2 separate regions of the Mus musculus genome follow, and region 1 is linked to region 2. Evidence: chromatin loops called from intact Hi-C (ENCODE). Cell type or tissue: left cerebral cortex. All regions are shown on one strand. Each heading gives the region's core, and the rest is flanking DNA. Links, peaks and the distances in the headings are about the cores only. Region 1 holds the start of Stard3nl (STARD3 N-terminal like). Region 2 holds the start of Epdr1 (ependymin related protein 1 (zebrafish)).

Region 1 (16,420 bases), core at 8,421-16,420, 220 kb after region 2:
TTGGGTTTGACAGTTTGCCTACTTCTCTTTTATCTCTAGAATGTGGGAGAGGCATCTTAGAGTTTCAAGTCCAGCTAGGGGTCCTCTGGAATGCAAATGAGGCAACTAGTCAGGTTATAGCTCTAGAACTAAGGAGGTGATAACACCATTGTAGTACTGCACAGTCCACAGACAAAGAAGACTCTGCTGACAATGGTTCTCTGGCCATTCTTTAAGTTACCAAACCAGTATGCGATGGGAATTACTGTGCTTTTGTAAGAGTTATTAAATATGGTGAAATTCCTTATATACAGTGCCTACAGTACTGTGTGATGAAGACGCCAAGAAAGGAGTGCTGAATTGTGTTTTGTTCCATGACAGCAAAGCTCAAGAGAAAACAGAGAGTGAAAATAAAAACTGGCTTTTAGCCTTCTAAAACTTCTCTCAGTTAGTGTTGAAGCCACAGAACTACTGAGAACGGGTCAAGCATGGGCTCCTCCTCAACCTGACAGGGCAGCCATCTTGACAAGGGGACATCCCAATATGGTGCAACACAATACGCTTAGACGTGTAGCAATCGCTTCTGAGGGAAAACTTTCTATCTTGAAGGGAGGCCCTTTAAAACATAGAATATTCTACAGGCAGATGAAAGACTATTCTACAGGGAAACCTCTCAAGCTTAGAAAGTAAATAATTTAGAGGCTTCAGGAAGTCCTTTCAACTGACCAGATTCACCAGTTCCCTCCATCCCGAAATGCATATAAATAGGAAGGACAGCTGAGAGACACTCTCAGACCAGCGAAGCTGCCCAGAGACTTGTAGGCAAGCTGAGCCAATTAAGACATAGAGCCCAGCCAAGCTGCTTCGAAGAGTAAGAGATCATCTTAGCTGTATGGAAGAGGTGCAGACCTACTAAGCTACCTGGCAGAGATGTATTAAGTTGCCTGCAAGATAATTCAGTATGCTACCAGTTTTGAGCTTTCCTGAGCTGTCACTCAAGCTGGCATGGGTTTTTGGTGGTCAAGGTGTCATGGAGTCATTTCTACCCTTGTAAGGAACCCCTTACCATATTTCTATTGTTAACCCCATTAAAAGTCATTGGTTTATTGTCTTAGTTACAGAAAGCTTGAAAAGCAAACCATTTCATTGGGCCTTGCTTACGGGATCAGAGGTTTAGCCCATTGTAATTATGACATGAAGCATAGATAGCAGCATGCGGTCAGACAAGGTGCTGGAAAAGGAGCCTAGACTTCTACAGCTGGATCAGCAGGCTTAGGAAGAAAGAGAGTCACTGGGCTTGGCTTGACCAATTAAAACCTCAAAGCCTACTCTCAGTGTCATACTTCATTCAACAAGGCCACACCTACTCCAATATCCTTTGAGCCTATGTGGGGCATTTTCTTTTTCTCTTTTTGGGGGGTTGTTTTGTTTTGTTTTGCTTTTTTGAGACAGGGTTTCTCAGTATAGCCCTGGCTTTCCTGGAACTCACTTTGTAGACCAGGCTGGCCTTGAACTCAGAAATCCGCCTGCCTCTGCCTCCTGAGTGCTGGGATTAAAGGCGTGCGCCACCACACCCGGCTTTTCTTTTTATTATAAATATACACATTTATATTCTTTTTCCCCCCTTTTTTATTAGATATTTTATTTACATTTCAAATGCTATCCCCTTGCCTAGTTTCCCCTCCGAAAATCCCCAATCCTCTCCCCGCTCCCCTTGTTCCCCAACCCACCCACTCTCATTCCCAGTCCTGGCATTCCCCTATACTGGAGCATAGAACCTTCACAGGACCTAGGACCTCTCCTCCCACTGATGATAAACTAAGCCATCCTCAGCTACATATACAGCTAGAGCCACATGTCCCACCGTATGTTTTCTTTGATTGGTGGTTTAGTTCCAAGGAGCTCTGGAGTTACTGGTTAGTTCATAGTGTTGTCCCTCCTATGGGGCTTCAGACCCCTTCAGTTCCTTAGGTTCTTTCTCTAGCTCCTTCATTGGGGACCTTGATCATGTTTACAACACACTCCAGACCCTTTTCTTATGTGCACAGCGCTATTCTAGAATAGATCACACTAAAATAATATCATTGGCATCCATCAACATGCTCAGTCCAGTTCTGGATAACTGGTATCACTCTAAGTATCTCCCTGTGGTTATACCCAAAGGTAGCCATACTCCTGGAATAAATGTGAAAAGGAAATAGTTATTCCTAATATAGCTTATGTAAATTAAAATCATATTCTGATTGATTTAAAAGACAATTTAATTGCATGGCATATTTACATAATACCTAAGAAAAGTAAAATGTTTAAAGTCTTGCCTTGTCCAAGAACTAGGAAGGATTAATTTATACTAGACTATAAGAAGTCAAAGATTAATTTTGTAATGAAAATGTCAACCACAGGTTAAAAAAATATATCACAGTATTGATATTGTTACCACTTTACTTGGCAGCAAGAACTGGGAGAGTGAAAGCTAAATGAGGCAGACTGATGTCTCTGGCAATAGCCCATCTTGTTCAAGGCATCAGACAATTTACAATCTGGGTATTCTGAAGGCTACTCAAGAACATGTGAGCAATGTTCACTGGAGTTCATGTTTTATATAGTCCCAGGGCAAGGTCACATGTGTTTAGGCTGTATATAGTCCCAGGGCAAGGGGACACACATTTAGGCTATATACAATCACAAGGACAACCTGTGCTTGAAAAAGCTATTCTGAATACCAATTGTTAATATGATATGTAAAGTAAACCCACTCCCACTTACTACATGTGGGAGGGATGTGAAAAAACATTCCAAGAACAGGTGTGCGCTATGGAGGAACAGAGGTTACAACACTCTGCTTACTTGGAGTTTTCTCACAAGCTCTCAGAAGTCTCATGCAGCTTCATTCTGATAACCCCACTGGGCAAGTATAAGAGCACTGCCAAAATTTTTGAGCCAAATTTGAAAGAACAATTAAACACTGGCCAGGATGACAGACACTGGCCGGGTCCACCTGGGATTCCCACAGAATGACCACAAATTATGTTAGCCAAGTGCTTATAAAGGTAAAACCCACAAGGCTGAGTACTTCCCACCTTCATCCCAACAGGGGCAGGCATACATCCTTATCTACTTCCTGACAACGTACCAGTCACCTAGGTGTGAGAAAGAACATCCTGGGCAGTTGGGGTAACCAACCTTGCTTGCAGGAGTGAAAACATAGGTTTTGTTACCTTAAATGAACAAACAGCCTTTAGCATTTCAGGAAGTTATCTGTCTTTGGGCACATTGGACATACAAGTTAGAGGTATTTTTGTGTTACAGATCTCTTAAACACAGTCAGTAAAACTTAAAACATAACTTTATCCCTCACATTTCCCCCCATGAGCTGTGTCATATGTCAAATCCTTGACTCTGTGGAAGGGACGTGTTCCTATTGGGATCTAGTAACCATCAGCTTACTGGCACCCAGATAGGACTGTAAATGTATAGTCAAGCCATTAATGACGCAAGGGCAAACAGTCATTAGTAGAAACAGAAGGTTCAAAGGCCTGTGATTGCTGACACTAGAGTTACTATCTAGGAGCTAGAAATTTTTATTTCATCTTAGGTATCAATTTTTTTTTTAATAATTCTTTTAGGTATGGCCAGATTATCTCTAATGATTTCTAAGCAATTTTCATGGAATGCATTTTCTCTTAAAGCCACACAATACTTCTTAGGTCAAGTGCCCTATCACACTGTAGAATTATTTCAGCTAATGAATCTACCTGCTGATAGTACTGGATCTATTTGGTTTAAGTAGGTACCTTTCCTGGTATGCAATAGACACTACAGGTAAACGTTTTGTCTGGGGAGTTTCCTTTTGACCTAAGGTTCTAGCCTTTAGTTGAGGAAACACAGTGATGTGCTCTCTTTTGTATCTACTTCTGCTAAAATGAGAACATTGTTGTCAGCCTTCATGAGGGCTGTAATGCTCATCAAAGTCTGGGAGAAGATTCTGGCACTGAGATATTCCTCAGAAGCACCTGGTTAGCTGACCCAGATGGAGAGACAGGGAGCAATTACACAGGCTGGACTGGTCCTTGACAGCTTTCTGCATGGCCAGGGACTGCAACCATGTAGAGCAGTCTGTAGTCTGCAGCCAACTCCTAGATGTTGTCGTCAAGCCAAGGAGAAATCTGCACAGACAGATATAGAGTAAGAACAGAAGCTAAAGTTTAGAAACTTACAGGAAACATGTAAATTTACAACTTTCAGGCCTATAGCTATGGTAGTTGGGGGAGGGGAGGAGTCCCAAGATCAGAGGGGAGAGCGAGACAAGCACACCCTTAGGAACAGGCAGGTGGAGAGACTTACACTGTACCTATCCATAGTCTGTTTGACCTGTGAGAGGTGGATCCAAACCTGAGGACTCTCTGGCTCCCCAGGCTTACAGGAGATATATATATATATATATATATATATATATATATATATATATGTTAGTTTACAAAAAGAGATAACATATATATTGGTATTACCACTGTTTGAAATCTACATTATAGACTATAACAGCTGTAGTACACTTAAGCTTTCAAGTCACGGCAAAAGATATGGCTTTGGGTTAAAAAGCATAAACATTCCTTTCTCTGTCCAGAGGGCTCAACATATAGAGGATGGACAGAATTTTTTTTTACTTTATTTATTTTTTATTTTTTTACATTCATATTTTATTCCCCCCATCCACCCTCTGACTGCTCCACATCCCATACCTCCTCCCCACCCCCCTGTCTCCACGTGGATGTCCCCCCACCCTACCTGACCTCTACTCCCTGAGGCCTCCAGTTTCTTGAGGGTTAGGTGCTTCATCTCTGAATGAACACAGATCCGGAAGTCCTTTACTGTATGTGTGTTGGGGGCCTCATATCAGCTGGTGTATGCTGCCTGTTTGGTGGTCCAGTGTTTGAGAGATCTCGGGGGTCCAGATTAATTGAGACTGCTGGTCCTCCTACAGAGTCGCCCTTCTCCTCAGCTTCCTTCAGCCTTCCACAATTCAACAATAGGGGTCAGCTGCTTCTGTCCATTGGTTGGGTGCAAATATTTGCATCTGACTCTTTCAGGTACTCGTTGGGTTTTTTTCAGAAGTCAGTTATATGATAGGTCCCTTTTTGTGAGTGCTCCGTCGCCTCAGTAATAGTGTCATGCCTTGGGGCCTCCCCTTGAACTGGATCCCACTTTCAGCCAGATGGACAGACATAATTTTAACTTAATAAGGAGCATTTTTAAGCCTGTATTTGAAAGATAACCAAGGGAAATTTGAAATCTTGATCTTGTGACTGATGATAGTCAGTGCTTTAGCAGCTTATCAGAACTCCATTGATCAATATTAAAACATTGAACTTTTGATATTTTAGTATAACAGTAGCATATAGGTGGGAAAAATCTGAAATGTTTTTTATTACCTTAAACCATTTTCTTATACTTTATACCTGGCATTTACATATCTTAGAATACTTTCTTACACCCTTAGAACTTACATATACTTTAAAACTTTTTTTTTAATCCAGTAATTTACCATGAGACACAAATGATTGTTTAAGGAGCAGACACTGCAAAATAGTTTGTAAAAAGTTACATCTGAAAGCTGTTTGCCCGTCTCAGCACTAGTAGCTCTAGGAAAAGCAAGGCCTGATTTTTACATATAACATGAACTAACAAGGTATCTGAAGCCTTGGGGAAGGATCTGTTGCTGTTAAAACTGAAAAACTACACTTAACCTAGCCAGCCTATCAAAACTCTGCGGTGGTTAATTTCAGTAGGAAGTATAATCCAAATGGCCTATGCATGAGCTAAAATGACAAGAGACTTACCAATTTTCTAGACAGTTACTCTAGGCTCCTGTGGTCTCAATGACTTCACTGGGGGTAGATGTCCCAGGGCAGCCTCAGTCTTTGGCCACCAGGTCCAGAAGATGGGAGACACTTTCCTGTGGAGGAGGAACTTGGGGGACTGGTCTGTCTTGTTTATGTAAAGTGGGTAGTCAACTGTCTAGTGTCCTGCTTGTCCACTGCTTGGGTCGGGCCCTGGTGGTAGACAAGGCTTGGGGCAGTACTTCCCAGTGGTTTGTGTTACCACAATTCATGTGGCATTATCTGTGCTTCACAGTCTTCTTTGGAGAATTTAAGGTTGTTACTAGAATTTGGCATTTCCATCTATTATGGAAAACTACTTCCGTTAAACATTTTAAAAGCCACATTTAGCAGATCTCTGAAGTTTGAGGACCATAATCAGTTAAGTATATCTGAGGTAGACAAAACTTTGCTTTTACATTATATTCAGTTACTAGCTTTATGCTTTACTAGCTAAAATTCTGTATCTATTTACTATCTTCAGGCTTCACCTTGAAAACACAAACAGGAGGCTAAAGTTTGTCATTGTAAATGAATTACATGACAGTTCACAATAAGTTAGTAGCTTTTATACAATTGGGATTTACAGTTTTATCTCTGTTAAGTTTGAATCTTGTGAAAATAAAAATTTCTGAATTGAAGCTCTTTAAGTATCAAAATAAAACTTTAAATCGTAAATGCTGTCCATGGGGAAACTGGCAACTTCACTTTCCTGGTCCTTTTATACGATTACTTTTACAGAATATCACAGTGTCTTGTATGATGCAGCTTATCAAAACATTTAAAGCTTAACAAGTTAGCAATGACATGGGTTAGACCCACATTCTTGAATCAGTTTCTGTTTACCTGAATAGATCATAGGTAAGGAGAGACATTCTATGGAGTCTATGCTAGACTGCTTAGGTCATTGTCTCACTACATCATAGGATAGGTGTCTTAGTTAGGGTTTTACTGCTGTGAACAGACACCATGACCAAGGCAAGTCTTATAAAAAACATTTAATTGGGGCTGACTTACAGGTTCAGAGGTTTAGTCCATTATCATCAAGGTGAGAGCATGGCAGCATCCAGGCAGGCATGGTGCAGCCAGAGCTGAGAGTTCTACATCTTCATCCAAAGGCTGCTAGTAGAAGACTGACTTCCAGGCAACTAGGGTGAGGGTCTTAAGCCCACACCCACAGTGACACACCTATTCCAACCAGGTCACACCTATTCCAACAAGGCCACACCTCCAGATGGTGCCACTCCTTGGTCCAATAATATAAAAACCATCACAATAGGAATATCCCATTTTCTGGTGTTTACTGCCTATTGCTGTGGCCCTAATTCTTTAGCCTTTTATTTATTTATTTTAAGGTTACATATTACTAAATATATCTTAATATAAAACATTTTATAAACTTAAAATTTTCCATAGCCTTATAAATTTAAATAGTTAAAGAAAATATCTATTCTTTTCATTTAAAATTTCTGTAAACTCCAAAATTTCCTTTAAAAAAAATTAAAATCTCAACTATGGGCTCCTGCAATATCAAAAATAAAGTGCCCTTTTTCAATTCAAGTGGGAAGAAACAGGACATAACCACAGTTTGTACAAGGTAAAACCAAACTTGAACCATGCAAACTACTCAATGCAAGGATTCACACACAATTCTCAGGGTTTCCCAAGGGACTGGAGAAAGCCCCTCTGGTCCTGCCCTAGGCAGCACATATAGATTGTCTTTTAGGGCTCATCTGGTTCCGTTTCTTTGTGGCTCTTGTTTCTGGTGGCTATCACATGGCACTGGTCTTTCCAAAACTGCTGGGATCCCTATCCTGGGCTCTCTTTAGGAACTCCAACCCTGCCACACAGTGCCAATTCTCAGTTACTCTCCAGGACCATTTCATGTCTTTAAAGCCAATGCTACTTGAGTCATTATAAAGTTTGGCTGTCAGCATGAGGTTCATTCTTATATAAAAATACATAGAGGTGCAGCTTTAATACCTTATAAAACAAGCACTGTTTTTAAATCTTATCTTTTAAAATCTCTTACTTTGATTTTAGGACAAGAATTAGCATAAAAAAAAAAAAAAACAACATGCTAATCCAGGATATCTTGGAGACCTGTTGTTGCCTCCTTGATTGATTGATGTTATCATGTGGTCACCTTTAGCGATGAAGTCACATGACACACACCCTCTCCAGCAAATGTGGCTACTGGACTCTTGGTCACCTCTATGTTAATAGGGGGCAGGGGCTAAGATAGCAGCAAACCATATGTTACTTATATTCCAGATGACATCACACCATTTAGTTCCTTTAAAATTACCTATTCTAGACTTTTAACTATTGCCCCCCTGTATTATGAGTTTTAAGTTAACGTTTTTGTTACAGATATTACAGGACTTAACCATACCCAATAAACTTACATATATTGATGTCCAGGAAGTTCATATAATTCACATAATAGTCTTTCAAATCTTATGGTAGGGCTTATATTTTACCAAAGTTTTAGACAGTTAAATGAAACCAATAGTCCATTTTTATGAGTTCTTTTAAAAGATTTATTATATACATTATATGTAGTCCATTTTTATGAGCTCTTTTAAAAGATTTATTATATATTGTACATAATATATAATATATACATAGATGTATTTGTGTGTGTATACATACATATATATATATATATATGTATGTATATACACACACACACACACACACACACATATATATATTATGAATACACAGTAGCTGTCTTCAGACACACCAGAAGAGGGAATCAGATCCCATAATAGATGGTTGTGAGTCACCATGTGGTTGCTGAGGATTGAACTTAGGACCTCTGGAAGAGCAACCAGTGCTCTTAACCACTGAGCCATCTCTTTAGTCCCAATAGTCAAATGTTTAAAGCAGTTCTGCTTTGCTTTCTTTTCTCTGTCAGAGAATCAGGTGGCTCTTCTGACAAAGGACATAGAGGAAACTTAAATAAACATGCTTGGGTATAGAGAAGGGAGAGCTGCCACCCAACCCCAGAGCAAGCATCTCAATAAAGTAGAACAGCCTAAAGCAACTTTAATGTTATCCACACCTAAATGATGTTTAAATCTCTGCTAAACTCAATCCAGTGACCAAAAGGGTTAGAGATAAATTCTGAACTCTGGCAGTAAAAGCAGCCATGACAGGTGAAGTTAGTGGTGGTGGCTGGTGGCTTGCATCAGCAGGGAAATCAAAAACAAAATCAATAAACACAGAACACAGAAAGCTCTCCCACACGAAGGACATCAGCCAGAAACAAAACATGTGGTGGCCACCATCACTCATACATCCAGCTGAGCCTGACTCAGATCCATCTAGGCTCCCAGGCTTGCAATAAAGCTTATGGGCATACCACAAAACAGAAATCCATCAACACACGGACAAAACAGACTGACAAAAACTTTCCAAATTTCCTGAACCAGGTGGGCAAGCGATGTCCTGCTTTTTGCCCTGGATGGAAGAATATTTGGGTCTTGTTGAGCCCCTCCATGCTCCAGATCAGGATCCCACAGAGACAACCATACTGTGACTGATTAGGAGATGCCTCTGTAGTGCTGCTGCTGTTCTCATCATGGCAGTTCACTTTGATAGTACACAAAACTGAAAGCACTTCTCCAAGGCTTGGAATATCTCAAGCTGTATAACTTTTAAGGAAGGCCTGGAGTCTGGGAATGAAGGTCTAGCTTTAAATTTTAGGTTGGTTGTCTGATTTTGCTGGGGCCTCCAGAACACGTTAATTCTACTAGGTGAAAATAAGCCTACTACCACAATTTTTGAGCCAAATTCGAAGCACGTTTTATTAAATACTGGACTGGATAATAGATGCTGGCCAGGTCCATACCAATATTCCCAGAGAGTGGCCATAAGTATGCTAGTCAATTGCTTATAAAGGCAAACCCCACACAGCTACGTATTTCTTGCCTTCAACCAATCAGGGGCAAGCATACATCCTGATATACTTCCTGTCTATGTACTGCTCACATACATGTGATTAAGGACATCCTGTGTAGTTGAGGTAAGCAACCTTGTTTACAGAAGTGAAAACCATGGCTTGTTGTCTTACATGAACCATAGCTCCCAGAACTCCAAGAAGTTATCTGCCCTTGGTCAAGTGGAAGTTTCAGATTAGAGGCATTTTTATTTTATAGATTTCTTAAGTACAGTAATTAAAACTTAAAACATAACTTTGGCCTTCACAATTCCTGGGCCATGTTCTAACACAATATATTTGAGATGAAGAACTCATATCAAGAATATAAGAAAGCCTTAAGGAAAAGGCTGATAACATAATTAAAGAGTTAGCAAAAACTAACTTTTTGAGAGATATTGACAAAAGACATACAAATAATCTTAGTTTATAAACTCATTTTTATGTAGAAAATGCAAGTCAAATCCATGTTATGATACTTATAAATATAGACATGTAAAAGATGAAAAGAAGTATGAAAGATTACAGCTGAAAATATTATCCATCCAAATATTGAGCATCCAGATTTTTTTCCTTGTTTGCGGATGTGGAAATTGATGAAACCAAAAATTTACTAGGAAATGTCTATTCCTGCTAAACATGTATTTATATCCTGAGGCACAGTGAGACATTTCTTATATATCAAGATCAAATGTATAGTTACAGGTACCAATGACAAGGTGCAAGAATATCCATAACAGCATCATTGTAATTACTCCAAACATCCAATTACCTAATGCTGAGCAACAGTAGAATGAACAACATTTGGAATTATAAACAAAACTGAGAATGGATAAATTACTATAACACTTTTACTATGTATTAGTATTACAAATATAGTGATATATTACTTATTTTCCTTATTGTTTAGATAAAATATAAGACAGAAAGCAAGTTCAGGAAAGATATATTGGGCTTATATTTAGGGTACTATCCAACATGGCAGAAAAGGCATGGTGGCCGAAGTGTGGGATACATCTACATATCTGGAAACACATCAACATGAACACAGCTATTCCACTCATTTCTCCATCTTACTTGTTCTGGGACCGCAGAATATGAATGAGGTGGCTTTAGAGTGGGTTTCCCACCTCAATTAACACAAGCTAGAAACTTACACAGACATGCCCAGACATCTGTCTTCTTGATGATTCTCGATCGTGTGAAGCTGATAATCAATACCAGCCATCACAGGTATCAAGAAAAAGGAGCCTTGGAGTAAGTATGTACTTTGTATGTATACAAAAGTCTGAAAGCAGGCAAAACTAATCACGGTGACAGTATTAGGATAGTGTGAGGTGTTTTAATTACTAAGTGGAAGGCGTCTGCATTACAGTAGTCACACAAGTTGCTTCACCTTGTCACCCAAATCATTGTATACAAGAACCCTGAACTTAGTTTGTATATATACACACACCCTAACCCTAACTTTTCTCATGCTCATCAATTTGAAAAAAACAACAACAACAACAAAAGCTTGCATATTATTTCTCTTCCAAAGGGTAGTAAATAGGATTATTTAAACTTTATGGGTGGAAATGAACACTGTAGCAACACTAGGGGCCCTTATCTGAAGACTCTACTACTAGGATTGAAGATGTATGCCTGAGATCTAGTCTGTTCTTTTGTTGTCATCTGCACCATAAGCAGTACTTGGACAGAAGTAGGAAAACACATTCACACATGTTTAAGGTAGCATTTCTCATACTAGCAATTAAAAAAAAAAATCCAAACAAACTGTATGTTTAAGGGCATAGAGATGGCAAGTTATATCATTGGCGCTGAAGACTTTTAGCATTTAAAAAGCAATGAGGCACATTTAAGGCTAGATGAAGAACTGAACTTGAGTGTTAACAAATATTTTCACATGTCAATGCAGGAAGGACCCATCACACAAAGACTGAGCCTTTGATTGGTTTATAAAAACAGTTCTCACCCAACTTGCACTGTTCAAAATTTTGCACGTATATAAATTCACATTTGTAATGTAAACATTATAAAAACGATTAAACTACTTTATAAGAGTATCTATTAAAAATACTATTCTTAATATTATTTTCCTCTAACAGGCTGAGAGTCTTCAGCACTCATAGTGCAATATATTTTATCTTCCTTTGTATTCTTGCATTTAAGGACGTAACTGTACCAGCTATTGGAAAAATCTAAAACATCACTTAGTGCCCAATGTCGTGTATAACAACTAAGTAAATACAGTTAGCCTTAACTATCAGTAAGACAAAGGCATTACTCCTACGTAAGACTGGGCTGATTGAGACTTACGGTCGAGTCCTAGAATAGACAAGTTCTTAGTGGACAGCTGAAACCAAGGGGCCAGGGCCTGAAATCCACTCTCAGAGTTACCCCTCACCGGCTGCAGCCTAAAACCTATCTAAGAGAAGCCTTCCGTAGAATTCTCAGGAAGGTAAAACCCACTAAAAGCCTGCTGTTAGAAGCTGGATACCTTAACAGGCTTTGGAGGCGCGGCTAGTCCTAGGCCCGCCCACTGCCTCCTTTATGAGCCATCTACTGGTCGTCCGAAAACTGACAGTTCTGTAAACCAACCCGCCGTCTCCTCTGCCACTATTCACTTTTCCAGCAAGCCGCAGCGTCTTTGCGTGACCAGCGCGTTGACGTCACGGACAGGGTCCCGCCCTGCAGCCCCGCCCCAGCCCCGCCGGCGGGGACCGCGGAGCCGTGTCTGCAGGCCGGCGGGCGGCTCGCGCCGCGGAGGAGGTAGGCTGTCTTTCCGCGCCCTGCTGGGCAGGTCGTGAAGCCAAATGCCTGAGGTTCCAGGGTTTGCCGGGCTCCCCAGACCTGGCCTTGGCCGTGGGGCCTGTGGGTGCAGCCGCGGAACGCGGCGGAGCGCGGGAGGGAAGCTGGCCCCGGGCCCACACCCACACTCACCGGGAGGCAGGTGGTCCAGCCTCGGCCCCGTGCCTTGCATCCGCATCAAGTCCAAGGTGACATGCGGGTGTAGGCCGGCAGGTACTGTCTGTTACTGGCCTTGTGCCTTCGTCAAGAAAAGCCCTGATGTAACAAAACAAAACGAAAATTAAAGCATGAGTCATGAATGTTCTAGCCATGGTTTCAGCTCTCCGCATTGCCCACTCATCCTGCCTTTAGTTTTTTTTTTTTTTTTTTTTTTAAATCTCAGTAGGGCTCTTTTTCTTCCTCTTTTGGTTGGAACATGGGTGGACACTGTGGAACTTTTCTTAGTGTTCTCTTAGTATGGCAGTTGTAAAGGCATTTGTCTCTGTTCACAGATGGAATCCATCACTTGACCCAGTACTAGTTTGGATAAGGTTAGTAAGGCTGATTGAATGAACACAGTAGCCGTCTGACCTCCCAGGGTACCGAGTTACTATAGCAAGTTCCGTCTGATGTTTTTGTTTAAGGTTCCTAACGGTAAATCCCATCTATGCTTCTTCTGTCCATCATCCACTTATAGAGCAAGATTTGATGACAAAGAGCAGTTTACAGTATTTTTGGCTGCATCTGTGCATAAGTAAAATGCTAGATAATCATGCCCATGAAGGGACAGTGTAGACTGTGCCCCCCCTACATAATATTCACACATATGTAATGTTTTGTATTGTAAGGAAGAATACATTTTTCTTTGAGATCTTCCTGTCTCAAACATGAACCTTTAAAGATTGCATTGTCAAAAGCATTAAAGAAATGGATTTAAAACTGCTCCAAGGACTTACCTTCTCAGGATAGTGATTATCATTTGGATTTAATTATTAGACAGTTTATATGATGCCACATGCTGTTTTAGGTGTTGAAAATTGAGTATTGAACGCTAGATAAGGTTTCTGTCCTCGAGTTCCTTTGATTTTAGTGAAGATAGAATATATGTGCAAATAACAATATGATTTTAGATAGGAATGAATGCTAGAAAATCTGGCAGTAAGGGACATTGGTGTGGCTGTGGTGTGGGATCTGGGAAAATGTCCCTGAAGAGGTGATGCTCTGGATGAGACCTGAATGTTTAGAGTGATTTAGTCAGGGGAGGAGCAGGAAGTGTCCAGTTACAAATGCAGAAGCTGGAAGAGCAGGCACAGTGGGAGGAGAGTCCAGCAGTGCTGTATCCTTAATGGTGGGCTAGTGAGGTGGCTGAGCTGACCTGGGTTGGGCAATGCTGAAGAAGGAACAGGCTTCCTTGTGGAAGTGCGGACTTCAGATACCTTCCGAGGCACTCCTAAACTCTCAGCCGCGTTCTGTTTGTTTTGATTATGAAATCATTAATTGTTTTATATTTTCTCTTTAGAGGTCCTCTTAAGAATGGCTTTCTTTTCCCTAGTACTGTATCCCATAGTAGTTTTTCTTTTAATTGCTGCTGTAGGCAAGACTCAAACCCTCTGCTTATCTTCAGTTCTAGCTTTTATCCCCTTTCTTCCAGCTGTCACTCATTTCCAGGACAGTGTTTACCTACTTTCCATTTGGAAAGCACTGGCAGGCAGTCCTGCTCTGTCCAAACAAGAGCTGAGAAGGTGTAACAGTAGGTAGGTGAGCCTTTCCTATTAGCACTTGCATTTCTAAGGATTACTGTGTCTTTATTTAGTTCCTGCAGTTTTCTGGGCGTGGCACATGCATTCTGTTCTTTCAGACATACTGCAAATACCAAACTTTTCATCAGTGAAGAAAATGTACACTAAGTTCCCTCAGCTAGACTGATGGAGGTTGTTAGCTTTACTCGACTTCACCATGCTTCACCCCTTCTCCCAGAAGCAAGTAGAGGATCTACGGATTGATGTTTCAAATTTGGTTCCTGATGTTGCATTTTGGAACTCATGCGTTGGACCCTTTTGGTGGAGAAGAGGCTCTGGAACTATAGATAGGCAGCAGTTTCTAAAGCGCAACACATAAAATGCCAAATGCTTATTTCCAAATTTGCATGCTAGGCCTTTTTTCTTGTTTCCTTTTGGTTCTATTTCCTTCTCAAATCCCATAGCAAAGAGTGTCTGTATATTTCAAAGTACAGCATATCAGTATCTAGAAACTTAACTCATGTTTTTAACTCACAGAAGACAATTTCAAAGATGGGGCAATGTTTTTCCTTGGACTAAAATAAAGCCCTTTTAGTTTTCTTTTTTTTTTTTCCTTTTTTTCTGAAGAAGTGTATGTCAGCTCTTTACACACACCCTTCCTTTTTATTAGAAGGCTAACTGACTTCCAGTGAATAGTACATATGGCTTGTAAGTGACTCCCAGTACAGAGGTATACACTTACAATACCAACTCTATGCAAATCCCTGGGAGGGGAAATCCCACGGTGTAGACCAGCCTGGGCATAGCAAGACCATGTCTCCTGATAAAAAAATAAGAAGGCAGGATTGTAGCTCAGGGAAAGAATGTCTGAGTTCAATCCCCAGTACCTCTGAAACAATTTTAATTCAAGTTGTAATTTCAGAAATATTTGAAATTTAAAAGTTGTTAACTATTTTCCTAGCCTGATCGTTTTCTTAGATATGAGGTAGTGTGGCATTCGATTTGCTGGGTCTTTGTTTCTGGTAGCAAGTAGAATTTTCCCATGATTGAGGAAGCACTGGGTCAACTCAGTGATGTAATTTTCCTCATGCTACTTTAAAAAGGTAGAAGCCAGTTTATAAACTTTATATGGTTGACGAACCAGTCTAGTATATGGTTGAGAAATAGTGTTGGTTGTCCTAAATTTTAAAAAGAACCATTTGTTGTAAGGTTCTCTTAGTCAAAGAACTATATTAGGTTAACAACAGTAAAGTTATAAAAATTAAAATCAGTAGGTTAATTTGCTTTTGGCTGCCCATTTGAGTGGCTATCAAGATGGAAATTGCGTTTAATAGCCTTAAAGTACTGTAAATAGAATTCTTAAATGTCAGAGATCTTTATATTTATGCAAAAGAGGTTTCTCCATTTGATCTCAAAATATCAAAACTGTTTATTTAGAGCAAGTCTCAATGTCTGGAAGGATGTTCGTGCAATTGATGCCCACATTCTTAGAGATCTAGGCTATCCGCATCAGACTCTATCTTGTAGGCACCTGGGCTATCTAGTCATGGTGAGGCCTGTGCACCAAGCAGGGACCCTGAGCACTTCTGTGCCACTGCTGTGTTCTGCCTGAGGACTACCACAGCATAACTGTGCCTCAGCGTCTACCCCAATGTTGGACCCTCTCAGTAAAATACTTATTTCTCTTCTCTTGCTGATGGAAGCTTTCTCTTTTCTCATAACCTATGGAACACTTTCTCTGCAACATGTTTTATCTTCATCCCTTTTTCCATGTGTTACCATAGATGCACCGTAATATCTGTGTTGGCTAAAGTTTAGAAGACTCCATCTGCATTGTCCGTGCTGTAGGTTTTGCAGAGTCTTGAGCCTTCTAGTTTTATTTGCACTTTTATTACCATGTTTTCAAGAAGCGCTGGTAAGCTTTTCTTGGCTTTGATTCCACAGAACTGTCTTCCTGTTCCATCTTGGGTCTCTTGAGAATCTTAAATCTTTAGATGTAAATGTTGAGAGCACATTGCTACTGAGAATTTTGTGTTAAGATAGTTATAATCGTTACTCTTGTTAATATTATAGATGGAGAAGCTGGGTTC
Region 2 (16,639 bases), core at 5,818-13,817:
TAGCTGTTCTCCACTCTCTTCCACTCTCTACTTATTGTGTTTAATATCCTTGCACAGAATAGTATGCACTGGCTTATTATTTCCTTTAGACAGGTTCTGAAAGTAGAATGCTGGGCCAAAAGGGGCTGTGTGTGTGTGTGTGTGTGTGTGTGTGTGTGTGTGAGAGAGAGAAAGAGAGAGAGAGAGACAGACAGAGACAGAGAGACAGAGAGAGAGACAGAGAGACAGAGAGAGACAGTGCAGCGGTTGAGAGAACTGATTGCCCTTGAAAAGGATCTGAGTTCAGTTCCCAACATCAACACAGAGGCCAACCAGCAGCTGTTACCTCCCATTTCAGAGGATATAATGGCCTCTTCTGGCTTCCATGGTAACTGCATTCACATATGATGCACAGATATACATATAACAAAACAGTCCCCACACATAAAGTAAACATAAATAAACAGTTTAAGCCAGGGTTTTTCAATAGAGTACAAATTGTTTTAAAAATAGCCTCATTTTCATCTAATTCACTACCATTAAAATATTAATTAAAAGTAGGATCTCCTGCTCATTTGAGCTTTGGGAATACAAAGGAGAATTTTACTGTTTATTTACTATTTACATAAAGATAAGTTCTAAGTGGATTCATGCAGACATCTTGCATTGTGTTCCTAGCACATTAAATGCTAATTTGAGAGAACAATATCTCTATTTTCACCATATCCATTACAGAGGTATGGCCTTTTCTATCTGCTTTTGTGACTGTTGTGCACATAATATAGTATCATCTAGCAACAACGTGCACTGATATTTTCCCTTGCACGTCCGTGCATTGGCTTTGTGCTTACAGAGCATTTTGTCTTTCAAGGGTCAGATTTCTAATCATCCATTGTCCTTTCTGGCCACGGTTCTAAAACGGTCACCTATGTAGTCCATTTTAAATTTGTTTCATAATGCAGTGAGAAAAGAGACTGTTTTTGCAAATTAATATATTTGCCACACCCACATGCATATTCTATTGTTTTGCCACATGTCTTTCATAGTAAAGTGCTCTAGCGTTTGCCCTCATTGTTTTCAAGCACACTCCCCTTTCCTGGGTCTGCTTTCAGCAGGCCTGTGACTCCAGCTATTTGAAACAGAGACTGAGGAAGGGAGCTCACAAGATTGGGGTCTACCTGGGCTACAGAATGCGTTCAAGGTTAGTCTTAGGACATTCTCTTAAAAATAAAAAGTAAGCAGAGGGCTGAAGTTTAACTAAGTGTTGAACTCGAGGCACGAGGTACAATCCTCAGATTTTTAAAAAAAGGAAAACATTTCTTTTGGGTTATCTTTATGACTATTCTTGAACTACTGGGATCCAAAAAGAGTAGCTTCATGCCAGTTTTGTGCCTCTCATAAGATAGATCTCTAATTACTTTCAAAATAATCTTTACATAAATCCCAGACAAACAGAAAAATATTTGCACTGGATGAGTCTATAACCCACTCAGTTGCCCAGAAAGAATCTAGTGACTAATAGCCTAGTATGTCCCTAAATGAACCCTGGTCTGCTACAGCAACAGAATGCAAGAGTTCAGAGCACTGTCTACTCTTGAGCCAGTTGCAAGTAGAATAGCTTGAAAGTTCAGATAGTGCAGTGCTACAACAGAGGGCAACAACTGATGGAACACACAACTAGGCTCTGAAATTAGGATTTTCAAAAATGGCATTCGCTTTTCTCCATAGAGGAACAGAGGAGTCTTGGATTTTATCAAGAAGTAACATACGGGGAGCAGGGTGAGGGGAGGGTATAAGGGACTTTCGAGATAGCATTTGAAATGTAAATGAAGAAAATATCAAAAAAAAAAAAAGAAGTAACATACAAGCATGAATGTCAATAGCATGAAAGAGAGCTTGTTATACAAAAACACATGATTTTTTTTCTAGATGAAATTTACAGCAAGTTATGGGGTCTGTCCTAGGATGTGAACTGCAGAGTTCATGTCTTCATTCTAAAAAATGTACTGAGATATAAGGAAAAAAAAAGAGAAAATATAGGTATAACAGTACTCCCAGCTAGAGGTATATGTGTGATTATTTAATTGTACTTTGCTTTGCAATGATTTGATTTGATAGTCATGGAATATCAGATCCAGAAACCAGTTTAAAGTTTCTATGTAAGTTAGTGTGTGTGTACAATGTTCCATGAGACTAATACAATGACTTAAAATAACTCCTCTTACTCAAAATAATCTACTTGTGGATATAATTTTCAATCAGTTAATGGATTCTGAAATAAGTTTTTAAAGATTCTTTTAGAATATTTTTCTAAATTTCCTTCATCTTGTTAACTGGTTATATTATTTATGCTTTGACTAACTGATACTTAGGAAATACAGCATCTCAAAAGAGACGTCTACTAAAATATTTTAAAATGACAACTGGTATTACTTTGTTCTTTAAAACCATGATTACTGAGTGAAATTCACACTTCATATGCAATTCCTCTACTCCCTGTGACCTACCTTGAACGCCACTCATAACACATGATTAGGACATCTTGATGGGGCAGGATATGTGGACACTGGCAGGAGGAATTGGTGATGAGAGGGACTTGTGTTCGAGGGATAGGTGACAAAGACTTGAAGATCTCTTTTACATCTACCACAGTTGTGACCTCATTGCAACCACTCCTCTGGACGGCTTTTATTTTGGCATGAATAACTGCAATCAAAAACTCAAGTAAGTGTTGTTATGGAAGACTTTGGAAGAAACTAGAGACAGTGTTTTGGGGCCAAATCCAGAGCTTTTTAAAAAAGTGTTATTTCTGTAATTAAGATCATGTTCAAGCAGTCCCAGTATAGGCAGAAAGCCCACAAAACATCTTATTGTCAACATTGTCTGCAAATTAATGAATCACACCACAAAATGAAAAGGTAATTAGAAGGCCAATGTTGGCCTGGAATTGGGCTTATAGATCAACCAGATATTTTGTGAACATTTTTATCTGTTTCTACTTTCCCTCTGATGGGCTGGAGGGTAGGCATATTACCAGCTTTGGAGGCCAAGGTGAAGCTTCTATTCATTCAGTCATCCATGCTATGTTTGAATTACTTTTTACAGAGGAATTCATTAGTCATAACTGCCAGGTCCCTAGGGAATGCTGGCTTTTATCTAATCACCAGAAATCCTCTCATAGTTCAGGCTGAGCTCATTTCTAGATATTTGGACAGCCTGAAACCCAATATTAACATATTCCAACTACAAGGACTCTAAAAGTTGCTGTCCTCAGTTCACTAAGGTAGCACGACAATACAAGCTCCAAGGAGTAGGGATGAGGTACTATTACAGGGGGATGCTCAGGTCACCAGCTTTGATCAAGTTTTAAGTTTCAAATTTGGATCTTGCTACTACTTAGTGCTTCTAGCGGAGTTGTAGATCAGCCCCAAAACAAGACTGTTTTGAATTGCACCATAAGAAGCTGCTTGAAGAGGAGCCAAAAGCATACCAAATGAACAATTCATTATCAGCATGGCACCCCAGAGATAATAGTAGCAGAGAAACTCTGGTTGGACCTATCGGGGATCCTGGCAGATGAAGCACTAAGCAGAACAAAGTAAGGTAATATCCACATAGAACATGTTTCAGGAAAATAACCTATTTGGAAGAAAAAGATTTTTTCTGTAATTGAATTATCCACATTGGTTATTCATGACTCTAAAGTTTGACAACCTAACTACAGGTTATTTCCCAAGAGCTCCATATCTCTCCTACTTTCTAAATAATCTAAATATTCTACTGAAATCATGTATCAGTTAAAATATGAAAACCAAGTTGATGAAGAAACTATATATCTTTCCTGTTACTTTTTTGTCCTTGTTATTTTAGGAGAAATTTAAAAGTTTAGAAATTCAATAAAATACTAAATAGCCCAAGGAGGCACTTGATTTGTTTTTTCTTCTTTTCAAGTATATGTTTGTATAGTGTATGTATGTGTCATGTGGGTGTGTGCACATATGTGCCAGTGCAAGCAATTGAATCATTTCTGATCTCAAGTACAAATCTTTAAAGAACATAAGAGAATTGTATTTCCAAATGATGATAGAGAATTAAAAGTACTCAAAACTTTTAAAATAGCATGGGCTTTGTTTTTTCCCTCTGGAGGAAGTACTAAATGGTTTGTTCAAGTAAAAGAGAGGATGCCTAAGCATCTGTAGCTGTTGGTGAAGAAAAAGGCACATGGTCATATCTTCATCCTCTGGTCTTCAGATAAACAAATCCTGGTCCAAAGCCCTGTCCTTCCTGTAAGGGAACAACCTGAGAAACGGAGCGGCAGTCTCGACCACTCTGTGCATAGCAGTTTTCACTGAGGTCAGTTTTTTATGTGAATTATTTATCTTGTGCTTGCTTTCATTAACCCAGCAAAGACACTTTATGGTTGTTGAGTGGTCCGGAAACCATGTAATTACCCATCCATTACCCCTTCTTGACTACTATATCCAGTCTCGTGCGATTTCAGTGCCTTGCTGTGCCAAGTCCCCAAAGCAAATGCTGTTATCAGAAAACTCACCATAGCTGTAGTTTTTGCTCAGGTATGTTGCCAGGGTCGGCTTCACCTTTTTGCACTTGCACCGATCTGAAAGAGACACAAAGTCCATGGGCAGTGGGGAAAGGACATCACTCTGCGCACAGAGCAGAGGAAGCCCGAGGACAGAACTCACCAGGGCTCAGACGTTTACAGTCAGCATCAAAGGACCTTTCTTGCACCATCATATCTGGTGTGATGTCTATCCACTTCACATCTGAAACACAAACAGGGCCTCAGGGATGTAGTCAATGCCTGGGTCTCCTCATTCACGTGGAATAGGAACCATTGGAGGCTACGAGCCAATACAAACATCCAACACAGTATTGCCGTAGTAAAAATAATGTGATTGTTACCTACCTTTCTCACTACAACTCAGGCCTAAGGAAAAGAGTCTTTGAGTCAAGAATTTGCTGACTCAAGCAGAATCTGATGCAAATGAACATCCATGACACTAACCTGGAGCAGTCTCCTCGCCCCTTCCCTGAGCACCCTGACACTGCTGTTCCAAGTCTTCTGTTAGAACCACCAGCCTGTTTCCACGCTGCTACCTCCCACTGCAGTGCAGGAACAGCCCACAGCTGCATTGTCAACAGTACTAAGCATAACTTCCAGGCTTAACAAAGTTGAAGCAGTTGTCTAATGTGAACTTTTTTTCTAGTATTCCAAATAAGAGAACCGTTTAAAGCAAGGTTGATAAATCACGCCCACCCCCTTTAACTCATATCCTAGGCGCAGCCTCTTTAAATAGAGGATGATCTGACTTAGGGGAAGCCTCAATAAAATAATGCAATAATGTTCTCAGGTTTCATTTCAAGAAATGAATTCGTAGTGTCCCTTCCAACAGTAACAGTAAAACAGCATAAAAGAAAATAACGGAGGAAGTGACACAGGATCAGATTAACCAACATGCCACAGGGCTCTGCTCAGTGACCACAACATAGGCACAGAGTGGAGTTTAACCAGGGCGACTACATTTACAAACTTTACGCCGCCGGGTGGGAAGCCGGAGCTATTATTGCTCTTCGAGAAAGAACTCCCGGTCAGCATGGAATGAGAACATATTAGCCACCACGTGCTGGGACTGTCTCAAGCACCAGCTTTCTTTGCTTAAGCTATTGTTTCCTTTATTTACCTTATATTAGACACTTAAATGGGTTATTCTCCAACAACCTTATTCTCCATGTCCTTCAGGGAGCTGTTTCTCTCCCCTGAGAAATCCCTGAGAGATAAACTTCTGGGCCCTTCACCTCCCCCAAGGCTGGGACAGGAGCTGGTGGGCTCTAAGCAGACACCATCTGCTTCTCATGCGAGTGTGTTTGTTCCCTAGAATCTCTTGGCCTCCTTGATACCTCCTCTTCTCTTACCTTCTGGAAGGTCAGTGACTATTGCCTCTGGAGAGATACAAACTCCACGGTCATAGACCGGCAGCTCATCGCAGGCCAGGCTCTCTGGCCAGCTGTGGTTATACATCTTCATGAGGGGCTCGCAGTCGTCACGTGCGCGCTGGCACACAGACTTGCAGGGCTTGATGGGATCGTGCAGGAACTCCAGGGTACAGATGGGTGCGTACATGGCACAAAGGAAGAAGCGCAGCACAGAGCTGCAGTTCACGTCCACTAGCTCTTCATACTGTTCGATGGCCAGGATGGCGTTCTCCTGAGTGCTGTGGTGCAGGTGGTTGGGCATCCGGGTGATGTTCCAGGGCATGTGCCTGCACATGGGGATGCGCACAGCTTCGCAGGGCGCTCCGCGAACTCCCAGCGCCAGGCGCAGCCACAGGCATAACGCCACCAGGATGGAGCGGAGCATGGCACTGTCCTCCTGGGCTGCAGTCTCTGCTGGGAGGACCCTTTTCTTCCAGCCCCGTTGACCTCCTTATCTCTTTACCTAGGGGCAGTGGAGTGAGCTTTCCTGCTGGAGCTCCAGTCTGCACTGATGAGGAGTTCTGGGGGGTTGGCCGTCGATCACCCCTGGGCGCACCGGCACTGGCAGCGCCAGCACTCAGCCTCCAGAGCAACGACCCCCGCGGGAAGCTCCAGTCTCGAGTCCCGCAGCTCGGAGCGCAGCGGGCCACGGCCATTGTGGAACCCTATTTATCCAGACGCGTCCCCTGACGTGGGCTCAGCAGCCTTGGCAGCGGCGAGAGCAAAGCCGGCTCCCACTCCGCTGCTCCACCCCCAGCCTCTCCTGCAGAAGCGATGACATCATCTCGGCCGCTCCACAGCCAAGGGCCATAGTTCTGCATTTCCCCCCAAAGTCCATCCTTTTTTTCGTCAGCTAGTCTTTTTTCTTCAGATCAAGAAAAGGAGCATCTTGCTTTCAGCCATTTGGGACTCTGGATAAAAGCCTGTGCAGGGGAGACTTTGCTAAGTCGGCCTTAAAGTTTCCCTAAGTTCAGAGTTGGAGCAACTGGAGCAACGTGACCCTGTTGTTGCCCTTTCATTTCGAAACACTTGTTTTTCCTTTCCCATAGGGGGCGAGAGAGGTGCCTCAGCTATGAGGGCAGTGTGGATCAGGGAAAGCCTAGCACAGTAGGTGTTGGAACTAGCACTGGCAGTTTATATAAGCCTTCCCTAGACCACCCTGAGTTGTGCGGAGTTTGCTATTGTTGCTACTGATGTTGTTTTGTGGCCACTAGACTTAGTTCTGGCTCAGATTTTTACCAGGCATTTGGTTTGTGACTGCTCCAGGAACTTGGAACTGCCCAGGGGTGCAAGAGCATCTCTGTGTTGGAGGAGTTTCTCTATTCGCTACTTTCTCTAAAATACTAATTTCTGAGCCCAACATGACTGGAAAACAGAAGAAAACAAAGATAACTTGAGATGCTGCATGCTGAAAGATTTTCCCAATCCACCAGCGTGATCTTTGCTAAATTGCCCGTTATTTTACTTGACTAAGAACTCACTAGCTTTGGAAAGCGAGCGTGCATGTTTACTTTCCTCTTCTTTGCTTTAGAAAGAGACATGAAAATCAATGCTGGTTCACAGAAAAGAGCTGTTACTGTTGCAAGTTTACACCAAATGCCTGCCAATCAGAAAGCAAGACTTCCGATGTAAACTTGCTCTCATCGTTGACAATAAGAAAACATGTTCTCTGAGTGTTAATCTTTAAAGGTATGGTTGAGCTTGAAACCTGGGTTAAAGGAAGTTCTTTTGCCTCTCCCTCCAACGCTGAGGCCCACAAGTTAGCTTAGGTGTGAATCTGACTGAGGATTAAAACAGCTGTGCAAAACAAAAACAGCAAAAAACAAACAAACAAAAAAACCACAACTGCATTTGTCATCCTTATTGTGTAAGGTATAGAGACAAACACTATGAAGACATTAATGATCCTATGAGATCAGATACTATTTAGATCTGTGTAAAGTACCTATTCATCCCGAGCAATCCATAAAGGCATTCTGCTTTCCTACTGAATAGGTCTCAAGTCCCAAAGATGCCAAATGCCATAGGAAAATATCAAGCAGAAGGGGGTGGCCAAAAGGCACCTCATGCCTTTTCTGGTAGTGAAATCCCAAACCTAGTCTACCGCCCCCCTCCCCGCACCACACACACTGAGCAAAAAAGATCATTAGATTAACTTTCTAATGAGAAGAGAGGGGGTATAGAAAGACAGAAGGACAGAGACAGAGACAGACAGAGGGATAAAAACTTCCCACCTCTTTCTCCAACCCAGTATAGATGAGACCCTAGGTTCCTCCCAACACTAAATGAAAACAAGAAAAGAACTAAAAGAAGGAAACTATTAAGACAGGAATTTGGGACAGAGGGGTAGAGCTCATTGTTGCGCTCACTCCAAGTTCACACTCAGCCTAAGGAAGCTACCTTCAATGTGGAACTCTACCTATCAGGCCCACCGATAGTCAGTCTGTCCCTGTTTTTCATAATGTTATACAGAGCAGAGGGACTTGTCCGAAAATTCTTGTCAATTGTCCTTCCTCTTCCTGCCCTCCCAAAAGGCTTGCAGCTTTAGCACTAAAGCCATTGTCCTCTAGTTGGGTGCTTCTCTGGGGTGACTCCCATTTGGGCTCCCTATTCTTCCTTTCTCCCCTCCTACATGCCTGCTGCTCTCAGGATTTTGACCCTAGCTTTCACCTCAGTCTTCCCTCTCCCGTCAACTCCAAGTTTCCTCATTCTCAGGACTTTTGAAACGTAGGTTGGAGAGTTCCTTGTCAAATATCCCTGGGAGGGGGGTGGCAAGAATCATCCATCCATCCATCCATCCATCTCAAATTCTCTTCAGTGACCCTTTCTATGCCTGTGGCTTCCGAATCTAAGACTTGGGCACTGCATGCTCAAGCCATGCAGAACTGTCTTTGGTTGTCTCTACCTAGATATTCCCCAGTCATCTCAAAGCTAACTGGCTGAACTACAATTTTCCTTCCTTCCTTCCTTCCTTCCTTCCTTCCTTCCTTCCTTCCTTCCTTCCTTCCTTCTTTCCTTCTTTCCTTCCTTCCTCTCATTTACCCAAATCAGAACCCCCTGCCTCCAACTTCAATCTTTCTTTGTAATTTCAAGCTCCATTCCACCCTACCCATCCCCATTGCTGTCACTCAGCTACTCTACAGCTGGCTTGTAGTGTAGCAGCTTCTGCCCTGATACCCTGCCACTCTGTCTGACACTGCATTTTCTTCCTGTGCTAGCCGAGTGAGCTTTCTAATATACATCGCTTATGAGGGTTGTCCCTGGCTTTTTGTGGGCTTGTGGCTCTCACAGTCCTCGATATCAACAACAAAACACTCAACAGCTTTTAAGGCCCTAAATGATCAGGCTCCTGATTGTCTTACAGATACTTGCTTGGGCTCCAATCCTGGAGTTCTTTTGACCTCACTCAGAAATGCCCCAAACCATTTCCTCTTGGCTCACTCTTCTTCATAGTAGGTATTAAGTGGAAATGTAAATAACATTGTAAAGCAAGGGTCTTTAAAAAATTGCCTCATCTCATCTTGTTTCTATATTATTATTAATCCTACCATTACTTAAACACACACACACACACACACACACACACACACATACACTAAAGTAAACCTCTAAAAACACAAACCTCTGGACTTGAAGCTTTGACGTGTAGGAGAGAGGAATCTCACTGAATTGAGACTCAGGCCTGAGATTGGAAACTGCACAACGAACACCACAGAAATTTAGTGTCATTTCTTCAGGAAGGGACCATTGTAACACTTTTAATTTGTAAAAAAAAAAAAAAAAAAAAAAAAGTCACGATTTTACCAAGAAACAAATTACAGCAGCCAGAGAATGTGCCACACCTCTGCTCTGCTCCTGTCCTCCTTGAGGGGGGTTGCAGTTCTTGGAGAAAGGAGTCCCTTCTCAGAGAATTACCCCTTCCATCCCAAACCCTTTAAGTGCGATGCCCTTTAGGATGCTAGTGGCATCACTGCCGCTGCGTTTCCTGTTGGCAGCAGAGAGCAGGAAAAACAAGCTTTGGTAAGCCTCCGCCAGAGCAGAAAGAGCTGGGGCGATTCACGCGGCTTTCCCAGGCCGGTGTCCCGGTGTCCGGAGCCCCCAAGCCAGGAGCCTGTGGAACGGAAAATCGAGAGAGGCCTGAACTGGGTCCCGGAGCACACCTTTCGCCAGGGCGCAGAGAAGGCTCACGCGACTAGTCCAACGCAGGGCCTCGGCTCTCTCTGGAGCTCGGCTGACCCTGGGGCGGCAGATCACGATGCCCGCGCGCGCTCCCCGCCGCCTGGTCCAGGGGCCTCGGGGGACCTGGCTGCTGGGAAGCCTCTGGGTCTGGGTGCTGTGCGGCCTGGGGATGGCGGGCTCCCTGGGAACCCCACAGCCATGCCAGGCACCCCAGCAGTGGGAGGGACGCCAGGTTCTGTACCAGCAGAGCAGCGGGCACAACAACCGCGCCCTGGTGTCCTACGATGGTCTCAACCAGCGCGTGCGGGTGCTGGACGAGAGGAAAGCGCTGATCCCCTGCAAGAGGTAGGCAGCTTGGAAGGGCAAGACGGCGGCCAGGGGAACGCCAGCTCGGGCGGGGGCTTGCTACTCCAGCTAGACCCCCAGCAGCTCCCGGCCCCTCCCGATCCCCAATTAAGTTATAGGGGGCCTTGGGATCCGCTTGGTCTGACCACTGAGGTAGAGGCAGGCAAAGAAAGGACTCTCCAAGGGCAAGATGGAAAAGCCAGGCATTCTAAGTCCAAGTTAGCCTCATGTCTTAACTGCTGAGTCAGGCTTCTGGCACCTGGAGTCCCCTGCAGTCTAGGGCGTGTTTTTTGTGTAGAAGGGACAAACACAATATTCTCTAAAATTTTTGTTTACAATGAAAACATTTTAAATCACAGTGTGTGTGTGTCTCTGTGTGTGTGTGTGTGTGTGTGTGTGTGTGTGTGTTGCCTGTGTGGAGGCCAGAGGACAACTTAGAGTCGGTTCACTCTCTCTCTTCTGACATGTGGCTCTAAGTACAACACTGTAAAAGGCATGGGAAATGATTTTTAAAAGCTCCTCCCAGCTCATTACCCTATTACAATCTGACCATGTTTGTTTCCATCTTGAGGATTTTCTCTTTTGAAAAACTAGTTAAAACTCCCATTAGAACACATATACTTTCTCCTTAAAACATCTGTTAGATACATATACTGCCACCTTAGAATAGACGCTGGGGCACATACATTCCCACCTTAAAATCCCAATTTTACGTATCCTTCTCTCTTCTCAGTTTATTAGGTTTTTTTAAAACCTATTTTTAATGACCACAGAAATTGCAAAATGGGAGGGCATGCTATCTGTCACACACATGCTCAACACAAATGCGTGCACATTTACATACACACACACAAGCAAACCAATGGTAGTCAATTTAGCTTTCCATTTTGTGTTGATAGAGGACATACTTTTTTAGAATGTCACCTTGTTTCTGGTCTCTTTAAGACCTACTTTCTAATTTAAGATCACCACCTGTCTCGGTGGCTCAGCCCTCCACTAATGTCCAGTGTGTGTCATGCAGTCACACTGACATCTCTTCATGGCATTTGCACCAGGAGGAGATACGATGGTCCTGGTAAGATTGGTGATGAATAAGAACCACTAGCTCCCAGCACAAAACAAAGCTTGGTAACACCGTTTCACCAAAAAACCATTGGAAGTGTTGGGCTTCTTGATTAAAGTAGGGGAAAGACAACTTTCTGAACCACCTAATCAGAGTGTGAGACCACCCATTACCAAATGCAGGAGACTCACTGTACTCTTGGATTTTTTTTCTGCTTTTGAGGATTCAACAAACCATGGATAGAAAATATGTGAAATCATATTGCATGTACTAAGCACATCCATACTATTTTTCTTGTCATTGCTTGTTAAACAATACAGAACTTATTTGAATAACATTTATATTATATTTGTTATACTGAACAACCCATATATGGAAGGGTGTTTGTAAGCTGCATGCAGTTTTTTGTCACTCTTAGATCAAGGACAAGGGCATCCATGGATTTTGTTATCCATAGAGGCACTGGATCCAACCCTCCTTGAATATAGAGGGACAGCTTTACATTAGCCTGGAAGGCAAGTCACAGTAGTGTCTTTATGGAAGACTCAGAGTATGCAAAGACTTTCAAGAACATGAGTGTTTTTCATTGGGGCTTGAGGGATATAGTAATATCCATTATTTGAGTGTGTTATATGATATACTATTGCTGAAACTTGGCATGTTTTATATAATTTTGTTTAGGGTTCATAACATCACACACTAGGTTGTATGATTTCTATTCACATAGAAACACCAAGACCTAGGGAAATTAATAAACTTTCCTTCTATCGCACAACTGAAAGTTAAGAAAGCTGCATGGATTCTGACATCTATAATATACTATGTTCATATTCATCCATCCTCATTCAGTAGGCTATTGCTCATGGCAGATACTGTGTCAGTTATCAGTGGAGTGGGTCCTGATTTTCAGGGGATAACAGTCTGAAGGTGGAATCTCATAATTTAATTATCCCTACGATGAATATACCCATGATGAACACATGGCCAGAGCTTCCTGGAGAAGGTGATATCCCAAATTAGTGGCCCTCAGACACCCAAGCGAATCTACCAGGGGTGACATGCAGAAAAGACTTTGTTGGGGGCATAAATATGTATGTATCACAGATTTAGTAGGTTGTCATCTGGGAGTTTACAAGCAGGACTCATATTCTGAGACTACCAGCCCAGTCTCTATGAGGAACAAAAGCAGAGTGTGTTGAGAGGTCACGCTGAAGGAGCCTGAACAGTTGGAATGCCATTATTAGGTGGCATAAAAATCACTGGATGCATGGCTGAAATTTCATCCTCAAGAGCTTTAGAAAAACTAGAGCGACACAATGAGTGTAGGAGCAAACACTCCGAGTACTGTAGCTGCTTCAGATGGAGAGGAAGCTGCACAGGTGGTTCCATTAGGGAAGTGTTAAAGAGGTGGTGACATATAAGTGATCAGAGGCCGCAGGGTATGGAGGGACAAAGAGGAGTCAAGCAGGTTGCCACTAGTGGTAGCTGGAGCTAACTGTACTGGCTGCATAGAACAGGGATCACTCTCTTTACTTGGAGTGAGGGTGGGACACGACTCTTGATGTGTCCTTAGGAAGCATGTTCACTGGTTATCTGTTGGTCAGTAGACATGGGGAACATGGGCTGGAACACCAGAGTTCACTGCTGATGCTAACTAAGCAGTGTGACCTGGAGAAGACCAAGAGTTCATTCTCACCCAAAGAGCATCATTAACTGTTCAAGACATTTGGCTATGTACTCAGAATCTGGTTCTGAAAGTGAGCTTTTCTAGATTACTGTGGGTTTTTTTTTTTTTGAGACTCAGTTTCCTCTTTTACAAAATGCAAATACGTATAGCAACTCATTTATTAGCATATAGTGAGGATTCTGTAAGTTAAATATACAAAGCACGTGCTACATTGTCTCCTCATAGAGCAGTGAGGAGGTGTGTAGTCAGGGGTCCCAGGTGCTTCTCTCACCACCCACCATCATTGTCCTGGTGGATTTCATTTCCCATGTGCAGGAGTCTTACTGACAGCCCCTCTGAACTCAGACACTTGATTGAGCAGCACACACAAGTATCCTCTCTTTGGGAACTGACTCGGTACACAGACTCAAATGCTAAACTATATTTCAGCAAGTTTTATAGCTGGTATGGAGACCAGTATTCTCAAATCCACAGAGATAGACTAAATCATTCTCTCCTTGATTCAAAACGATGTGAGAAGCCAAATTGCGATCAGGAGGTTATGAGTAAAGAGTTGGAGCAGACACACGTACAGAGGCCTGGTGATTGTCTCTTCCAGGCTCAGTTTTACGTACAACATTGAGTTTTTTCCATCACAGATAGATGTTTCTTCCCAGAATAATATTTAACAATTGTCAGATTGTGTGGGCTACTTGAAACAAGCTAATGTCATTTGGGAAGAAGGAACTGCAATTGAGAAAATTTCCCCACAAGATTGACCTGTGGTACTTTTGACCGATAGAGGGTTAATATGGGAGGGGCCAGCTGACTGAGGGTAGCACCAATCCTGGGCAGGTGATCTTGGGTTGTAAAATAAGTCAGGTTGAGAAAACCATAGGGAACAAGCCAATTAACAGTGCTCTTCCACGTTTACTGCTTCCAGGTCCCTTCCTTGAGTCCTTACTCTGACTCTGATGATGGACTGTTTGAAAGACAATGTAAGATAAAAACAACCCTTTCCTCCCCAAATTGCCTTGGTCATGCTGTTCAGCAATAGAAACCTTAACTAAGATAGAAATTTATACCAGGAGTAGGGTATTGGCTGAGATAGACCTGATCATATATTTTGGGGAGGACAGTGGTAACATTTGAACTTTGGGCTGGAAAAACCATTGGAAGCTTTAAGAACATAATGTGAAAAGCAGGGTAGACAATGGAGGCCTGGCTTGAGATGTTCTTAGAGGAAAGTTTGAGAGTCCTTTAAAGACTCTATGATTATTCAACTCTTCTATAACAACTAGAGTGGAACATTGCTTCGCTTTGCTGATACAATGGATTTTGCTCAGCTGAGGCTGAAGAATCAGCTGTGATTAAGAAGAGACCAGCATTATTGATGCAGAATTTCTTCAGAAATGTTTCCCTGGGTTCAGCTCACAGAAGCAGTGATCCAAGAGGAGGGGGCTAAGGTTATACCACATGCTAGTCACCTAACTTGAGTTTCTCAGATTGTCCTGGTTGTGAAGGCATGAAGGAGTCTTGGAGAGCAGTCTTGTCACAGTGAAAGGCCAGGAGAGGCAACTGGTGAACCTATGCGGCAGAGGTGGAGGTATGGAGTCCTTGGAGGAGCCCTGGTGATCATGAAAATCATGAGTAAGTCCCAGGTGCCCCACACTGAGCTGTTTATAGTGCTGGACATTGGTTTCGTATTATTCTGGTTGTAACTATACTCTGGCTTCTCTTTTCTGAAATAAGAAGTATGTAACTTTTCAAATTAGGAGACCACAGTTAAGGGAGTTTGGAATTTTACAGACTTTGGAATTTTAGAGAGAGAAGAAGTGTTAGAGAGGCTTGGGACTTTAAAAGAGTTTTAAATATTTTAAAGAGCCTGAACTTCTAAGTTGTGTAAAAATTTGAAACCTGTGGGAATTTTTAAAATTGGAATATTTTATGTTATGATGGGAATATTAGCATGACACCTCGGGGACAAATGAGTAAAGAAAGATTGTAGTTTAATAGTGATGTGTTTGTGTGTCAAGTTGACAAGGGTCAATTGTGCTGACTGGACTTTTTTTTACCTTGACACAAGCTAAAGACATTTGAGAAGAGGGAACCTCAGTTGACCAAATGCCCCAAACCAAATTGTACTTTAGGCATTCTCTTGATTTTATGAGTGATAAAGGAGGACCCAGCCAACTGAGGGTGGTGCCACTGCTGGGCAGGTGGTTCTGGCTGGGACAAGAAAGTGGGCTGAACAAGCCAAGAGGGAGCAAACCAGTAAGCAACACTCAATACATGGCTTCTGCTCCACTTCTTGTTTCTGGGTTTCTGCCTTGACTTTTCTGCATGATGGACTACAAGCTGTAAGCTGAAATAAATCCTTTTCTCCCCAAGTTGCTTATGGTCATGGTGTTTCATCACATCAGTAGAAACCCCAGCTAAGATGCAGGTGAAATTGAAGGTAAAGCGATGCCTGTGTTTTTACAATTGTGATGCCTCCTTGCTACTCTCTACTATCCCTTCTTTTGGTCTGGACTCCTCCCACTCTGGACGGTACACAAGCTTCTGTCAGGAAGTCTCTTTCCTCATAACTTAATAAATAATTAGTGTGTGTTTCAGACATGTACACTGTACTTGTAAGGCACAGCCTCAATCTTGTTGGCTTAGAATTCACATCCTCACTGCATCTCCATTTCTCTGTCTTTATACCATCATGTGATGGCTTCACGGTATGGCTTGTAGAAGGCAGTTGAGTTCTTCTTTCCATGTTTTTTGGCTGGGTTCTCCCTCACAGTCCTGTCAGGTCCTAAATCAGATGCAAAAGGGAGCATTTAGTATGTGAATACATTTTACATTCTTTAAATGTAGATTTCTTAGTACAGACTCAAAATGGTTTCAAATAACAGGAGTATGGCCAAGCAACCAGATGTTATTTGAAAAAACTATGGATGGTTGTCTCTTTGTATTTACTAGTAAGCTGAGACATAAGTGTAGAATTGGATCAACTTCTTAAGAGCCTTCTTCCCCACTCAGATAGTTACGGAAAATCCCAGTGATAGTTACCAGGGAATGACAAGGATTTTCCAGAATCTCTGTTCCCTGAGATGATGGAAAAGATTAAAATAGTTTATGAGCTTCAGATAAGACAAGCCTGAACCATGAATAGGAAAAATTAGTAATTGATACTATTTTGTTTTCTGGTTCCAACTGTCTCTTCTGTTTTCTGGATTAAACTCATGGGGATTATATTGGGAAGGCTAAAGGAAAAGCAGGCTGATTATTTTTATAATTTAATCAATATGGTGATTTTATGTGAGGGGAGCAAATTAGATTTGACTGTATCCTACAGGGCACCAGTACCACACTGCTGCTTACCAGTGGCGTCTTTAGATTAATGAAGCTACACACATGGAGGC

The links. Hi-C counts contacts between places; a loop is a spot of excess contacts. Peaks named below come from ENCODE experiments on the same cell type or tissue, not always from the same donor. Only the 100,000 strongest peaks of a DNase experiment are listed, where the experiment ranks them.
Region 1: it touches region 2 in a loop (1.9-fold over the local background); 1 of 42 quality-filtered maps calls a loop at or near these places.

What each region holds. Positions count from the first base shown.
Region 1 is chr13:19,391,857-19,408,276 of GRCm38, reverse strand. Stard3nl (STARD3 N-terminal like) reads left to right here and starts at 12,464. Exons shown (of 9, transcript NM_024270.3): 1 at 12,464-12,573. It overlaps Gm40827 (a long non-coding RNA gene), which reads right to left and starts at 12,430. Exons shown (of 2, transcript XR_873152.2): 1 at 3,993-12,430. In left cerebral cortex, for the core only: a CTCF peak has its summit at 12,360 (motif pointing left); DNase peaks (open chromatin) are centred at 12,403 and 13,870; H3K4me3 peaks cover 3,013 bases; H3K27ac peaks cover 1,954 bases.
Region 2 is chr13:19,613,152-19,629,790 of GRCm38, reverse strand. It overlaps Epdr1 (ependymin related protein 1 (zebrafish)), which reads left to right and starts at 9,961. Exons shown (of 3, transcript NM_134065.4): 1 at 9,961-10,497. The coding sequence starts at 10,229. It overlaps Sfrp4 (secreted frizzled-related protein 4), which reads right to left and starts at 6,616. Exons shown (of 6, transcript NM_016687.3): 1 at 5,914-6,616; 2 at 4,683-4,763; 3 at 4,532-4,597; 4 at 2,487-2,685. The coding sequence starts at 6,358. In left cerebral cortex, for the core only: CTCF peaks have their summits at 7,038 and 9,947; DNase peaks (open chromatin) are centred at 9,983, 10,363, 10,697, 11,482 and 3 more places; H3K4me3 peaks cover 3,186 bases; H3K27ac peaks cover 1,418 bases.